Linked DNA regions of Homo sapiens: region 2 is linked to region 1. Evidence: read pairs that join two places in POLR2A ChIA-PET (ENCODE). Cell type or tissue: GM12878. All regions are shown on one strand. Links, peaks and the distances in the headings refer to the core of each region. The heading gives the core; the rest is flanking DNA.

Region 1 (8,352 bases), core at 1,729-6,728:
CATAGTAACCCATTTTAAAGTTAATCCAGAGTGGTATTTATAACATTTTGAGTAAATCAATACCTTGGAATGATATTTCAAAAACCACTTCTACTATTAATCTGTTGTCTCATTAGTTGTATTTGTTACAGAACCTAATATGACAAGTTTTGATTTCGACAGCATGTAGTGATTTCAGAACCGATTCCATTGAAACCTAGCCATAGGCCACAGAAATCTATCAGAAATAATGTCAGGATTGACTTCAGATGGGCCAACCAAGAATTCCCTCATTAAGAGATTATCTGCTGTTGAAATACGTTTATGTTCATGTTTAAAACAAACATTTCTGAAACACAAAATAATTCTACTCCTCTATATTCAAGAAAAGGTACTAACCACAAGACAATAGCATATAAATAAAAGCCACAAACCTGAAAGGCTGTCAAGGTGGGGACAGGAGCACTTGGAACACAGGCTGGAATACAACATGTGTCTGGCTCAAGTACTTAACTTGATAAAGTCAAGTCTATTTCTATCAATTTGTATTAGGAGATGAATAGGTTCTCATTAAAAAAAAATGAGACTCAAAAAGAAAAACTTTTATTAAAAAAAATCAAAGGTGTCAAATCTGGAAATACCTCCCAAAAGCCAGGAAACACTGAGTTCTAAGCACAAGAACCAAGACAGCTTCCTGATGGTCCTTGAGACCAGATGGCCAAGACCAGTACAGACCCACAGGTCCCATCTCTCAAGTGTGTGTTAGAAGTGCAAGAAGACTGGGGAACTAGTCTGCAGAAGTATCCATTCCGAGAAACTGACCATACATAAAGTTTGGTGAGTTTTGTATGAAATTTCCTCTATTGGGCAATGGCAGCATTTATGCCTCTGAAACTTTGTCAAAAATGCATAAATATTCTATAGTTATTTGCAGAAGAACTACATTTAAATATAGCATATCCTATGGCTATCCATCTTCTTGGAGTTAACAAAGGGTCCCCACCATCTTAGGTGAAAGGTATTTTACAATGTTATAAAAAAAAATTAATGGATATATGTAAAAACAAAGGTAAAATAATTTATACCTTTCAAAAATGACCAAGAAGTAACAGTTAAACATGGTGCAAAGAGGTAATTCAATAAACACTAGCAATGCGTGTGTGTGTGTGTGTGTGTGTGTGTGTGTGTGTGTGTGTATCAGCCCGAAACCTCAGAATTGCTAGTTTTTTTAACCACTTACTATTAATGTCATACTCAACCCGGATTTTACATACCAACAATTTACCAACACACTAACAGTTTACAAAACATCCAGTTCTACGCGGTTGCCTTTATTACAAAGTAACTTCTTTCCACACTGATGACAGATATAATCAAATAGAAACACAAATTAATTCTTAATATTTTTATAATACTTTTTTAAAACTACTGATTTAATAACCCTCAATTTCCCTTTGAAAGGAAATACCGAGAGTATTTAATGTATCCTGACCATGAAACAGAAACTTAGGATAGTAAGTGATACGTATGTATCCATTGATACAATCTGTATCATGATACATGATAAAAGTATGTGAAATGATTTTATCAGTTTCAGGTATGCAAATCACAATCAGGTGATCAAGGTAATTGCTTTTCCTTAGGGTTGAAATTATCCCTGGTTTCTGATAGGAAAAGTACTGTGGAATGTGCTAAAGTGGTTCCAAAGGTTGCCACACCAACTCACCCTACTCACATTCCCACCGTCTCCTTCCATCTTTCTAGGGTTGATTGTGTGGTTTAAGTGATTGTGTGGTTTAAGTGCTTAACTTACCATTGGGAGAAACCTCAACAATGGATAAAATTAGATTTAGTGAAGAATTTCCAGGACATTTGACTAAAAGAGAAAAGGAATTATCGTATATATTAAAATAATTCATATCATTAGTACACACCACACTTTTCCATTTCAGAGGCAAATGTTTGATAAAGTTCAATTAGAATCATTTTTTCACTTAGTTGGAAAATGATTCTAAACTCTGCCCAAATATGTGGGAATGTTACATTGGAGAAATGCTCAGAAAAAAGCCCAAGTGTAAAGAACGGAAGATTATGTAAGCTTTGGTAAAAATCTCTGTGTTACATTTTCTCAGCTCTTAAATGTAATTCCAAAAAAGACCCTGGACAGTGTGGTATGGGCTAGCATATGGTTTATTTTCAGCTTTATGGAACAACAGGGATTTGCAAGCTTTGATAAATTCCCAACTATAACCACAGAAGATCTCTTCGGATTTCACCAAATAGAAAACAAACAATAATGAGTTGCTGGGGTGACAGGGTCTTTATTTGTTATGATGGCATAGAAAAAGAAATGCGTGCCTAGGGCATTTGTTTTAATCATGAAAATGGGGAAGTTAGTGCTCAGCATTCTTCATTGCTGGGTCATTCTTACAGCCAATTTAATTAATGTGAAGAACAGCTTCTTGTCTTGTAAATAATTCATTTCTTCACTTCACAAGTATTTACTGAGGTCTGATACCAATTCAAACACTAGCAAGGTCTTCCATACTTTAGATCACACAGGAATTTGAGGAATAAAGAGATTCAAAAGGGAAGAAATGCAGAAAGAAGTGCAACAAGATGAAATACTTAGTTTACTCCTAATTTTAAGACAGTTACTATGTTCATAAAAGTGTTTTATGTGTAATTTCAAAAAAACTTTAAATAATCAAATCCCATAGTTTATCCTGAAAGAAAATAAACATGGGAAAATGTCAGCTTTGTCTGATAGAAAACTTTAGGCTTAGGTGGTGGTATACATTTATTTATTCATTCCACCAAATATTTTTCCACCAAATATTTATTGACTACCATACAGGTGGCAGGCTCAGTGCCAAGCTATGCAGATTTTAAACTGAAAGCTGCTCTCATGGAGCTTTCAGTTTACTGAGAGTGTATGAGAGCAAGAAACAGTAATCAAACACTAATGAGTGTGCAATTACAAACTGAGATATGATCTAAAGAAAGGAAGCACAGATATGGGAATATTTGTAACAAAGGTACATGTCTTAGGCTTAGGGTTACTGAGGAAGGTGGATGATGAAAAACTTCTTTGAAGAAGAAATGCTGGAATTGATAACTAATGAATGGGTGCAAATTAATGGGAAGGGAGTGACATCTGACAAAGGCAACAAAATGTACAGAAGCCCTATGATGTAGGTAAATAAGTAGTGGCTGTGTGTGTGTGTGTGTGTGTGTGTGTGTGTACATATAAACAAAAAGAAAGCTTTTATAATACTGAAACCAATAAATTTTCAGATGTCCTATCAGCAATCAGATTACTTAATCTATCTGCCTTTGCAAGTACTTAACAACTGACAAGAAAGTGAAACATGGATCTGTCTCCATTTCTCAAATGCAGGAGGTAAATTATTATGATATTTTACACCATCATCTATTTGCTGCTACTACAATTAATGCATTAGTGCTTAACAAACTTAATACTTTTTATGAAATGAAAATCATAATATCAAAACCCCATCTTGCACAACTGTAGCCTTCACTCTTAACAGCCACAGGTCTTCTTTGATTTTCCCAAAAAGGCAAGCTCTATCCCCACTAAAGGTATTTACCTAGACTTTCTCCCAAATCTTAACAAGAAAAAATAATTCCTAATCACGCACCGGATCTCAGCTTAATGTTACTTCTCCAATGAGGTCCTCCCTGCTTGCTCATTCTAAAGTAGGTTGCTGCCTGGTTTTTTTTCCCCTCTCATACCAGTTGTCAACTTAGTGTGTTTATTTGTTTACTCTGTCTTTCACAATGTAAATCCCATGAGATAAAATATTCATGACTATTTTATCTACCAAGAGCAACACATATGTTAGGGGCTTAGTAAATATTTTTTGACTGAAAGTGAATGAATAAATGATGACTGAGTACTGAAGTAACATAAAGTCAGAGAACTATGAATAAATATGTATTATAATCTTCATAAAAAACTCTATAAGTGTAGGCAATTCGAATATAACTGAAACACTCTTCTGAGATTTTCTCAGGGAATATCATATGATACAACTGTCAAGTATAATAATTTTTTTCTATAAAAATCACCGCCAAATTTCAGTGCACTATCTAGGAAGTCAATCTGAATCTTAAGACAATTCAAACTGGAAAACAGGAAAGGAGTTCTCAAGTATAAAAGCCCTATTAAACAAAATTACTTTCATACATAGAGACTTAGTATCACTCATAATTTAAAAGAAATGTTTAATAAATGTGTACTAGATTAATAAATATTTAGTATTTCTGTATTTTCTCCACAATTTTAAGTGTAGAAAAGTCACATGAATTTACATATGATTCTTCAACACAATTATTGTTTTTATGAACTTTAAAGAAAAGTCAGGATATAGAATTTTTCCCAAAAAATTTATAATATTCTCCCAGAAGCAGCTTAGACTCATGTATAGAATGAAGAATATTCAATTAGGAGAATAAAGAATTCACAAACACCAATAAAAATAGCCCACAAATCACACAGACATTAATAATTAGTTCACTATATTGATTCATTTTGGAGGGTTTTTTTTTTTTTTTTAAGAAAAACATTTAGGTATGTGTGAACTCAGGAGTCATAACCTGCAATGAACCCAACTCTGTAACACAACACAGATACCACAGATGGACTGCAAAGGCCAGTCCTGAGGTTAGCTAGATCTGACATGGAAATTTTCAATTTTCTGAACCAATAAATTCTTTTGTTAACTTCTTTTTTGTTAGCCCAAGTTACATTAGATTTTTGACCCCTGAAATCAAAAGAGAATTAACCAATAACAAATACTAAGAACTCTTCACTCTTCACACTCTGAGTCATCACTTCCTTCTCCATTCCATCGCATAGGATGTTTTCAGAATGACAGTATTAAAATGAAAATGTGATTAGATCATTCACTCTACAGTTTCTCCTTGTTTACAAGATAAATATTAACCCTATAGCTTATCTCTGCTACCTTTACCTCCCCACCTACCATTCTAATTCATACACACTGTAAGCCAACAATTCTGAACATTTACCCATTCTCTGTGTCTGCAATCCCCTTCTCAGAGTCAGCTCCTCTGGAAAGGAGTTACCTTCCTCCTCAGGCAGCATTAATACTGGTACGATGTACTCCCAATGCATCTTGCTTCGATCTCACTGTATTGCAATTTCTGCTTTGCCAGGCTACCACCTACCCCTACTAGACTATAAACTGCTTCAGGTCAGAATTCCTCCATATTCCCAGTGAAAACACTGAACCTAACTCATCTTAGATGCTCAATAAATGTCTGCTAGATGAATGTACACTTTATCCAATGAACGTAGATTACATTCAATGCATGCACATAAGTTAGCCACTTTTTAAAATGAGTAATCCCTTTACAGCATGATTAATAAATACAATCTCTAAAATAATAGTTTATTAGTAAAAATGGCCTTATATAATTGATGGTTAAATACTTTTTGTATATAAATAAATGTGATCTCATTTTTAAAATGTCACATTTCACTCCCTGAAATAAAGACCTCAAATTGCTTTTTGTAATAATGTAAGGTTCAAAATACTCTCTAACATTTAAAAGGAAATCAGAATTTGAGGAAATAGTCATATAAAATCAGTGGTAATTGACAAACTGACTATATAATAATTTCACTGAGATGATTTCTGGTATTAAATGAATGAAAAAGATAATCGTAACACAGAAAGGTTATTCAAAAACTTGACTAAGAAAAAAAGTCACCAATAATTATTTTATTCAGGGAGTAAATGTTATTAATTGCCAAAATACGAATTTTAAATTTGAGAAGTACAGATTTGTAAGTATATATTTGTTTGAATAGTATCAGATTGGCCTTTTATTGGCTTATTGGTATTTAGTGCCAGCACTTACAATGTGAACTCAGCAACAGAAGATAATTCTTATGAAATCAACATTCAACTTACATGAAATAACTTAAAAACTTACCAACAATAGTCTAATGATTATATACCTTTACCAAACAATGTCTAATGAAAGTCCAAATGTAAAAATTTAAAAATTAAAATTATAGAATATAATTTTTACACATCAATTGTTTTGTAGCACCATCTCGCAAAGTAAATATCATGTTTATTCTGTAGCTAAAATTTCTCCCCACAAGCAGAAATTGTTTGGAATATACAAAAAGACAACCCATTAACAAGTAACTTTAAGTAATGTAGTTGGATGGTCATTATAATACAAATGGTGCTATAAATTTCCCTTTAAGTATTGTTTTAGCTACATCCCACAAATCTTGATGTGTTTTCATTTTCATTCAGTTCAGTTCAGTATTTCCTTAATTCTTCTTTTATTTCTTTCTTAACCTATGGGTTATTTAGAGGAGAGTCATTTAATTGACAAATATGTGGAGATTTTCTACAAGTCTTTCTGTTATAGATACCTAATTTAATTTCATTAAACTCAGATAATATTCTTTGTATGATACAGATGCCAGTTACACCAGATTCATAGGGTTGTTCAGGTCTTCTATGTCTGTATCTATTTCTGTCTACTCTGTCCATCAATTACTAAGAAGGAATATTTAAATCTCCAACAAAAACTGGATTTGTGTCTTGCTCCTTGAAGTTCTTTCAGATTTTGCTTCAAGTATTTTGATGCTGTTATTAGGTACATAAATGCTGGGTTTTATGCCTTCTTAATGAACTAACCCTTCTATCATTATGAGATAATCTCTTTTTTCCCTGGATATATACAATCATGATTGGATTTGAATCTACCCTTTTGCTACTTGTTTTCTACTGCTTTTATCTGCCCTCAGCCTCTTTTCTCTCTTTTTCTGCCTCCCTTGGATTAACTGCATATTTTATATTATTCCACTTTATCTGCTTTCTTGACTTATTAGCTATAATTCTTTTAACTGTTGTTTTAGTGGTTGGTTCACAGTTTATACCTTTAATTTATCATGAACTGTCTTCAGGTAATATTATACCACATCATATATAGTATAAGAAATTTACATCAGTATTCTTACATTTCCCCCTCTCCCAGCCTTTGCACTACTACTATTATAATTTTACTTCTATATATGTCACGAAGTCCACAATATATTTTTATTATTTTTTACTTAAACAGTCAAATAACTTTAAAAGAGTCTGTAAGGGGAGAAAATTACCATTTTCAGTGTTCTTTATTCCTTTATATAGTCCAGGTTTCTAACTGATAACATTTTTCTTCTGTCTGAAGAACTTTTTTTAGCATATCTTTCAGTACAGGTCTGCCAGTGACTAATTTTTTCATCTTTACTTCATCTAAACAAGTTTTTATTTCATCTTTATTTTTGAAAGATATTTTCACTAGGTATAAAATTCCACATTGATGGCCTTGGACAGTGGCTCACGCCTGTAATACCAGCACTTTGGGAGGCTGAGGCAGGCAGATCACCTGAGGTCAGGAGTTCAAGGCCAGCCTGACCAACATGGAGAAACCCAGTCTCTACTAAAAATACTAAATTAGCCGAGCGTGGTGGTGGGCACCTGTAATCCCCGCTACTCGGGAGGCTGAGACAGGAGAATCGCTTGAACTTGGGAAGTGGAGGTCGCGGTGAGCTGAGATCATGCCATTGCATTCCAGCCTGGGTAACAAGAGCGAAACTCCGTCTAAAAAAAAAAAAAAATTCCACATTGATAATTTCTCTCTTTCTATAGTTTAAAAATGTTATTCTACTGCCTCTGTGTTGCACTGTTTCCAAAGCAAAGACTCTTAACCATCTTTGTTACTCTGTACCTGATACGTCTCTTTTTTTTGGCCTTCTTTTAAGATTTTCTCATTATCACTGGTATTAGTTTGATTATAATATGCCTCTGTATCATCTTCTTGTGCTTGGGGTTTTTTTAGTTTCTTCTGAGTTTATAGTTTTTATCAATTTTCTTTCCCACCATTTTTTCAAATATTTCAGTCTAAAACTCTCCCACTTTCCTCCTCTTCAGCAACTTGAATAACATGAATACTGAGGCACTTGAAATTGTCCTACAGTTCACTGATTGTCTCTTTTTTAAATTAGCCATTATTCTCTCTGTGGTTCATTTTGGGTAGTTTCTATTGTTATGATGTCACCTCATTAATTTCTTTCTTTGTAGACTAAACTGTCACAGATCCATCCAGCAAATTTTTTTCATCTTAGGTCCTGTAACATTCATCTCTAGAATATAGATTTAAGTCTTTTTCACATCTTCCATTTCTGTGCTTAATGTCTTCAATCTTTCCTCTCCTTTTTTGAACAAATTAAATGTGACAATAACTATTTTAATGCTTTGTCTACTATTTCTCTCATTTGTGTTTTTTTTTAACTGATTGATGTTCTCCTCATTTTGT
Region 2 (8,352 bases), core at 2,156-7,155, 51 kb before region 1:
TGGTACATATACACAATGGAGTACTATTCGACTATAAAGATGAATTAGATCCTGTCATTTGCAACCACATGGATGAACCTGGAGGTCACTATGTTAAGTGAAATAAGCCAGGCACCAAAAGACAAATCTCATGTTTTCACTTATTTGTGGAAGCTAAAAAAATTAAAACAAATGAACTCATGGAGATAGAGAGAAGAATGATGGTTATCAGAGACTGGGAAGGGTAATGGAAGCTGTGAGTGTGAGGATGGTTAATGGATACAAAAATATAGTTTAATAGAATGAATAAAATCTAGTATTTGATAGCACAAAAGGGTAACTACCATCAACAATAATTAATTGTACATTTCAAAATAACTAAAAGAGTAAAAATCATTTAAACCCATTCGAACCATAAACAAAAAATAAATGGTGCACAGTGTGGACTCTCTTATTACCTATAGCTTCTCAATGATCTTCCAGGTATGAAATGCCATTTACTTAATCTAGTTTATTTTCTACATGTAGTATAAGAAAGAAAGGAAAATCTGTGTCCCTTAATACCTTTCTTTCTGCATAATTCTTTTCTTCCTGAATATACACTTCATTGGATGAATACCAGTCCTCAAGTTTACCAGTAAATGTTGATGAAAAAAAAGATAGGGAAAATGTGAAATCTTGAAAAAGTACTGCACAAAAATATTCTTAACAAAATGGTCAAAAAAAGTTTAAAATCAGCACAACAAACACTTGAGTAGATTAGTGAGTTTCACAATGCCCTGCTTTTATTTTTTCATTTTTGTTTTTATTTTTGAAGACTGGGTCTTGCTCTGTCATCGAGGCTAGAGTGCAGTGGTGCTATCGCAGTTCACTGCAGGCTTGACCTCCCAGGCTCAAGTGATCCTCCTACCTCATCCTCCTGGGTAGCTGAGACCAGAGATGCATACTACATGCCAGCTAATTTTTTAAATTTTTTCTGTAGAGATGGGGTCTTGCTATGTTGCTCAGGATTGTCTGGAACTGCTGGCCTCAAACAATCCTTCTGCCTCAGGCTCCAAAAGTGTTATGATTACAGGCATTAGCCATTGTGCCCGGGCTTCCCCACTTTTGAAAAATCGATTCCCTTTCCTTTGACCTTCTCTCTTATAATGATTAAACTTTGTCCTTTAAACATCTCCAAATTTAAAAACTGTATCAACTGGAATAATAGAATATAAAATCAAAGAATAGTCAGCTTTGATATTTACCTACATGTATAGATCTTTTAGTCCATGAAGCAACTAGAACCATTGTTATTAAGGCCCTAGAAGATAACACACAAGTTTAATTTACCAAGACAAGCCTTTGCCCTAAAATGTTCCCTTAGAGTTGGGTACATGTGACATTTCTTTTATTCACATATAGAAACATCAGATATGACAGGAAGATGGGGTTGGCAGCTTTATGTCACAAAGAGTGGGAACAGCTTACAAGGTACTTGTTGTCAGAGGGCAGGAAGTTAAATCCTGGCTTCCACATTCCCTGTGTGCCTTTTCCTGGGTATTCATTTTTTGTTTTATTATAAAAATGAGATTAACTTGATATTTGAAAAAAGAAAATATCAAATACCATGTGCTCAAATATGCTAATTACTTTTCACATTACTATTTCTTACTAGCTAGGGGACATATACATACTTTTAAGAACCAGCAAGCATTTTTCTACTGAATCACAGAACCAAATACAGGCGTACCTTGGAGATATTACAGATTTTGTTATAGATCACCACAATAAAATTAATACAGCAATAAAGCAAGTCATATAAATTTTTTGTTTTCCCAGTCCTTATAAAAGTTATGTTTACACTATACTGTACTTTATTAAATGTGTAATAGCATTATGTCTAACAAAGTATATAGCTTAATTTAAAAATACTCTGTTGCTAAAAAAATGCTAACAATCATCTGAGCGTTCGGCCAGTTGTAATCCTTTAGCTACTAGGGGGTCTTGCCTCTATGTTGATGGCTGCTGACTAATCACGGTGATGGATGCTGAAGGTTGGGGTAGCTGTAACAATTTTCTTAAGAAAACCATAAAGTCTGCCCTATTAATTAACTCTTCCTTTCATGAAAGATTTTTTTGCAGCACATGATGCTGTTTGATAGCATTTTACCCACAGTAGAACTTTTGAAATTGAAGTCAATCCTCTCAAACCCTGTCACTGCTTTATCAGCAAAGTTTATTAAATATTCTAAGTCCTTTGTTGTCACTTCAGCAGTGTTCACAGCAACTTCACTAGAAGATTCTATCTCAAGAAACCACTTTCTTTGCTTATCCATAAAAAGCAACTCCTCGTCTGTTAAGTTTTATCATGAGATTGTAGCAATTCAGTTCCATCTTCAAGTTTCACTTCTAATTCTAGTTCTCTTGCTATTTCTACCACACCTGTAGTTACTCTCTCCACTTATGTCTTGAACCCCTCAAAGTCATCCATGAGCATTGGAATCAAGTTCTTCCAAATTCCTGTTCATGTTGATATTTTGATCTGTTCTCATGCATCACAAATGTTCTTAATGGCATCTAGAATGGTGACTCCCTTCCAGGTTTTCAATTTACTTTTCCCAGAGCCATCGGCAGAATCATTATTTATGATAGCTAGAGCCTTACAAAATGTACTTCTTAAATAATAAGACTTGAAAGTCAAAATTCCTCTTTGATTCATGGTCTGCAAAATAAATGTTGTGTTAGCAGGCATGAAAATAACATTAATCTCTTTATACATCTCCTTCAGAGCTCTTAGATGACCATGTGCATTTTCAATGAGCAGTAATATTTTGAAAAAAAAAATTTTATCTGAGAAGTAGGTCTCAACAATGGGTTTAAAATATTTAGTAAACCATGCTATAAACCAAGCTTGTTCAACCTGCAGCCCACAGGCTGCATGCAGCCCAGGACAGCTTTGAATATGGCCAACACAAATTCATAAACTTTCTTAAAACATTATGAGATTTTTTTGCAATTTTTTTTTTAGCCTATCAGCTGTTGGTAGTGTTCGTGTTTGTTATGTGTGGCCCAAGACCATTCTTCTTTATCCAGTGTGGCCTAGGGAAACCAAAAGATTGGACACTTCTGCTATGAAGAGAAGTGCTGTCATCCAGACTCTGTTGTTCCCTTTACAGAGAACAAGTAGAACAGATTTAGCATCATTCTTAAGGGCCCTAGGATTTTTGGAATGGGCAACGAGCATTGGCTTCAACTTAAAGTCATCAGCTACATTCGCTCCTAACAAGAGAGTGAGCCTGTCCTTTGATGCTTTGAAGCCAGCATTGACTTCTCTCTAGCTATCAAAGTCCTACACGGCATCTTCTTCCAAAACAAGGCTGTTTCATCTATCTTGAAAATCAGTTGTTTAGTGAAGCCACCTTCATCAATTATTTTAGCTAAATCTTCTGGATAAATTGCTGTAACTTCTATGTCAATACTTGCTGCTTTACCTTACACTTTTATGTTACGAAAACAGCTTATTTCCTGAAGCTGTCAGGAATGAACTAACTTTTGCTAGCTTCCAACTTTTCTTCTGAAACTTCCTCACCTCTTTCGGGCTTCACAGAATTGAAGAGAGTTAGGGCTTTGCTGTGGATTAGGATTTGGCTTAAGAGAATGTTGGGGCTGGTTTGATCTATCCAGAACTCCCAAACTTTCTCCATATCAGCAATAAGACTGCTTTAGTTTGTTAGCATTTGTGTGTTCACCAGAGTAGCACTTTTAATTTCCTTCAAGAACTTATCCTTTGAATTTACAACTTCACTAACTGGTACAAGAGGCCTAGCTTATGAACTATCTCAATTTTTTACATGCTTTCCTCACTAAAATTAATCATTTCTAGATTTTCACTTAAAGTGAGAGACTCATAACTCGTTCTTTCTCTTGGACACTTAGAGGCCATTGTAGGGTCATTAGTTGGCCTAATTTCAATATTGTTGTGTCTCAGCAAATAAGGAGGCCTGAGGAGAGGAAAAGAGATCCGGAACCTGCCAGTCAGTGGAGTAGTCAGAACCACACATTTGTCAATTCAACTTGCCATCTTACATGGGTGAGGTTTGTGGTGCCCTGAAACAGTTACAACAGTAACAGCAAAGATTACTAATCACAGATCACTACAACATATGTAACAAAAAGGAAAGTTTGAAACACTGCAAGAATTACCAAAATGTGACACAAAAACATGAAGTGGGCACATGCTGTTGGAAAACTGGTGATGACAGACTTACTCAATGCAGGGTTGCTACAAACCTAATGCATAATACAGTGAAGCACAATAAAATGACATAAGCCTACAATAAAATTGTGCTGAAATGACTGTACTTTCTAATTACTTTTCATGCATTCACACGTATATATTGACAAAGCCTATTTTTAAAATTCATTTTGGCTGTTTATGGAATATGTGTTTCATTTTATAAATTGAGAAAAAATTTGACAGACTGTATATTAGGTTTCTATGCTGTTTCCTGGATACAAAAATATGATTCCTTAAAGTAAATCTAGCAATATTAAAATAACATACATTACAGTGTTTACTTGATTCTATTGGAACAAGGAAAATGATATTAATTTTTATAACCACCGAATATTATACCATATTTCTATACTTTTACTATACCATTATTACTATGTTATTTTACCATTATTACATTATTATCACAATACATAGGCCTATTTAAATATAATTAGGAGTCTACATTACCTGATGTTCTTATTACTATATTGTTTTTGTTGCCACTAGGCAACTTGCACATATGTTTAGGAGCCACTTAATATGAAAGATTTAACATCACTGAGCCTAATTTCCTCTGCTGTGTGGTTGGCTGGAGAATAAATATAGCAATATCTTCATGTGACTTTCTAAAATAAGAATGGATAATATTTCCCCAAACACATAACATGAAACACGCTTCTAATGAATAATCCTATATCTGCATTTTACTTATCACTATTCTGCTATTTTCTTATTTGTTTGTTTAATAGAATGTAAGTAATGTCCATGAATAGGGATCTTCCCTGTCTTGTTCATTATTACCATGTTCTAAATAATGTCAGATGAATCATAATTTAACAAATGGGTAAATCCTGTATTTGAGCACCCAGCTTGATGGAGAAGCTCTGGCCCCACATATATAGCTACTAGTTGGAAGCACAGCAATGAATATAAACTCAAATGACCAATAAGAGGAATAAATGAAGGTTCTCTTGCCCTAAAATACAAAAACTTGAACTTTCCAATTTTGGAAGCAGATACTAAGATAAATGTGCAGGTTTTATATAAACCTAAACAAATGACCAGCATCATTTAATCTAGTTTTATGCCACAAACAATAACAAAAAGTTGACCGTAACTATTTTCAACGGCATGATAAAAGCTAACACAATAATAAAGTATACTAAGGGTTTCTTACCATTGTTTCCACATTTCTGCTTACTTCTTACGGCTAAAATAAATAGCTATAAATTTTGTAGCTAGCTCATCTGTCAGTTTAGATATGCTCAAACCTTGCTTACATATAGAACAAGTGTTGAATAAAATTATTGGGCTTCAAAAGTTTTAAGAATAAACATTTCAATATATGCAGCCATTTCTTACTTTAATAAAAAGAATTAAGCATAAAAAGAAATAAAAAACATAAAAAGAGGTTTTAAAATGATCTTTCCTAAGTGTCAGAAGAGGGAATAAGTCCATGGAATTGATACATAAAATGAAGACTCTTACTCTTTTTCTTCCTAGTGCCATTCTTAGTATAATCAAATCTATCTAACTGTCCATCACTTTAACATCATCAGGACTCAATGGCTCAGTATGCTCAGTGGAACTCTGGAACAGGATTCCCACTTACCCGGCTAATAATAATGCTAATGAAACTAAATCCATAGCTTGTTTTCTAGTTTCTATTACCTTCAGGTATTTACCACTTCTTTGGTCCTATGAAAACTAAGAAGAGCAGAAGCTGTCCCAAGGTCTCAAAAGAATTTGGTTGTAGAGGAGCCAGGTTGCCTCAGAGCCCAGTCCCCGAAAACTCCATGATGCATTCCACTCAAAAGAATCCTCAGACCTTGGAAATCTCAAGAAAGCACTCAGCTTGGGGTCAAGATAGAGTTTCTCAGTTTATTTATCAACTGAAAATGACAAAAAGGAAGACAATAAGATTGAAAAATGAGAATTAGAAAAGAGAGTACAAAGTACCCACCGAAATTTTTTTCAAGTGGTATTAAAAAAATAAAGAAAGTCAATCACGTTTCTCAGAGAAAATACCTCTGAGGTGGAGGTAAGAATGTGATGTGAAATCTAAGGGAGTCATGATTTCAAGAATGAATTTAGTTGCAAATAAGAAAAAAATCTGATCCTACAGATATATGGCACAATGTAAGCAGAGACACGCAAAAGAAAACAAGAGAACTCAGGCTAGTTTCTAAATAGTTTGGGTTCTCTCAAGTGCTTATGTAAATTGAAATTTGGAAGACAGCGATTCACTAATCAAATCAACCCTTAATTTGTACTATCATTGGAATGCTAAATCTTACAGACATAGACTGGCAGTTTTCTCTTAAATTGGTGCCTTGCTAGATTGCATAAGCTTTTATATTCATGATCATTTTTAAAGTTTAAGTATTATTTATATAAAGTGGTTAAGACATATTAACTATTTACAAATGTATCTTAAATGTTTATTTTGTGATTGTGTCTAAACCAAAAAATGAAGAAAGGCCATTATGTTCTGCTTAACCCCATGATGCCTGCAAACTGAAGATGTGATATTTCAAATAAGTAAGTAATAATGCATAAACATTGTGTTTTTATGAAATGCATGTTAAAATTATGTCGATAAAATATCTCTATGCTGAAACGGAAGTAAACCATTTTGATGTATGCTAATGTAAGCCTTTATAAGGGATATTAGTCATATATTCAACTGTAGTTCTGATTACAAAACAAAAATATGCTGGAAATTCCATAAAGATCAAACTAATTAAGGTACTTAATTGCCTCTGACTAATTATGGAAATTGGCAAGCTCAGTAAGGAAACAAGCTTTTTAAAAGAGTTTATATTTTAGGCCATAGCTTTCTTGGCTTCATTTTACTGGGAGCCACTTGTATCATTTCAGATCTTACACTGCAAGCTCTGTCCACAGAGAGTTATAAAGGGAAATGACTGCATATGTATCCAGAGCTTAACTGGGACAAGGAGAAGCTACACTCTCAGACTTACAGTCAGAAGTTGGGTTGGCATTTTCCTAGATCACACATTGTTTCTCATTAGCAGTGTGACTTCTCTCATTTTGTTGTTGTTGTTGTTAAGTCTTCCACAAGGCATATTTGTAGTTCATCGAGACCCTTTAACTCAAAGGGGCAAAATGCCTCAATCAAGAAACTATGAATCCCTGTGAAATATCTGACATAAAACAAAAGACAAATATTTCAGGCATAAAAGAAAGAACATACACTCTGGAATTTAACTGATAACGGCTTTTTAAAACCCAGTTGTGCCAGTTGTTAGGTACATTTGTAAGAACTTGGGAAGTTATTTAATTTCTCTTGGTCTCATTTTCTGCATTTATAAAATGGAAATAATAACACCTAGTTTGCACTGTCGTCACAATAATAGGGACAATATAAGTTATCCAGCTCATTTATGGAAATAGAAAGTATCCATAAGTAGTAGTTATTATATTTTATATTCAATGAAATATAATTTTTTCATACTATGGTTTACTACTTTATTAGAGATATATGAGCAGCTATGAAGAATCAAAGAATACTCCAGGGTGCTCTAGAGAAAAATTATAATTATATCATAAGAATCAAAGAGAAATAGGGGGGAAAATAATGGAAATGAGTCAATAAGCAAATGTTATTCTATATTCTTTAATCTTCACCTTAAAATATTTAAGGTGCCAATTTCCATCTAAAATGACACCCTGAAAGGTATCATCATTTACAAAAATTATGTTGTACAGAATGAATTGTGTGTAGTATTCCAAAGTACATATATATTGATAATTTGAAGTCAGTGACAATTATATTCAATTTCTCCATATTCTATTAAACAAGGATGCAATCCATTTTCTCTCTCAAGCATTGAAAGGAACTTCCCTTGCCTTTTTCTTCTCTAGAGCTTCTGGTCTCACTACTACTTAGAGATCATTAGAAGCAGTTGTAGCAACCAGTACTACAAAAGCAGTTCTTCCCACCCCACCTCAAAGTTGGTCAAAAAACACTGTGGAAAGGAAGTTTGCTATAAATGTCACAAGTGCAACAGAAACCTGACTTCTGTTGTTACCTACAGCAGACCCCAGACACTGCCACTCAGAGGTAATGCCACCATTCAGAACTACCCATA

What was found. Peaks named below come from ENCODE experiments on the same cell type or tissue, not always from the same donor. Only the 100,000 strongest peaks of a DNase experiment are listed, where the experiment ranks them.
Region 2: POLR2A ChIA-PET joins it to region 1 with 6 read pairs; 2 of 35 experiments call an interaction of 5 or more read pairs at or near these places.

Annotation. Positions count from the first base shown.
Region 1 is chr7:111,227,832-111,236,183 of GRCh38, forward strand. The region is part of intron 3 of IMMP2L (inner mitochondrial membrane peptidase subunit 2); the gene reads right to left. LOC124901725 (a long non-coding RNA gene) reads right to left here. Exons shown (of 2, transcript XR_007060477.1): 1 at 1-8,352. Among named protein-coding and RNA genes, the nearest start is that of LRRN3, 140 kb to the left of the region's middle. In GM12878, for the core only: no CTCF peak of the experiment used is centred there; a DNase peak (open chromatin) is centred at 4,757.
Region 2 is chr7:111,176,405-111,184,756 of GRCh38, forward strand. All of the region lies in intron 3 of IMMP2L (inner mitochondrial membrane peptidase subunit 2), which reads right to left. LOC124901725 (a long non-coding RNA gene) reads right to left here. Exons shown (of 2, transcript XR_007060477.1): 1 at 7,222-8,352; 2 at 1-6,129. Among named protein-coding and RNA genes, the nearest start is that of LRRN3, 89 kb to the left of the region's middle. In GM12878, for the core only: no CTCF peak of the experiment used is centred there; no DNase peak of the experiment used is centred there.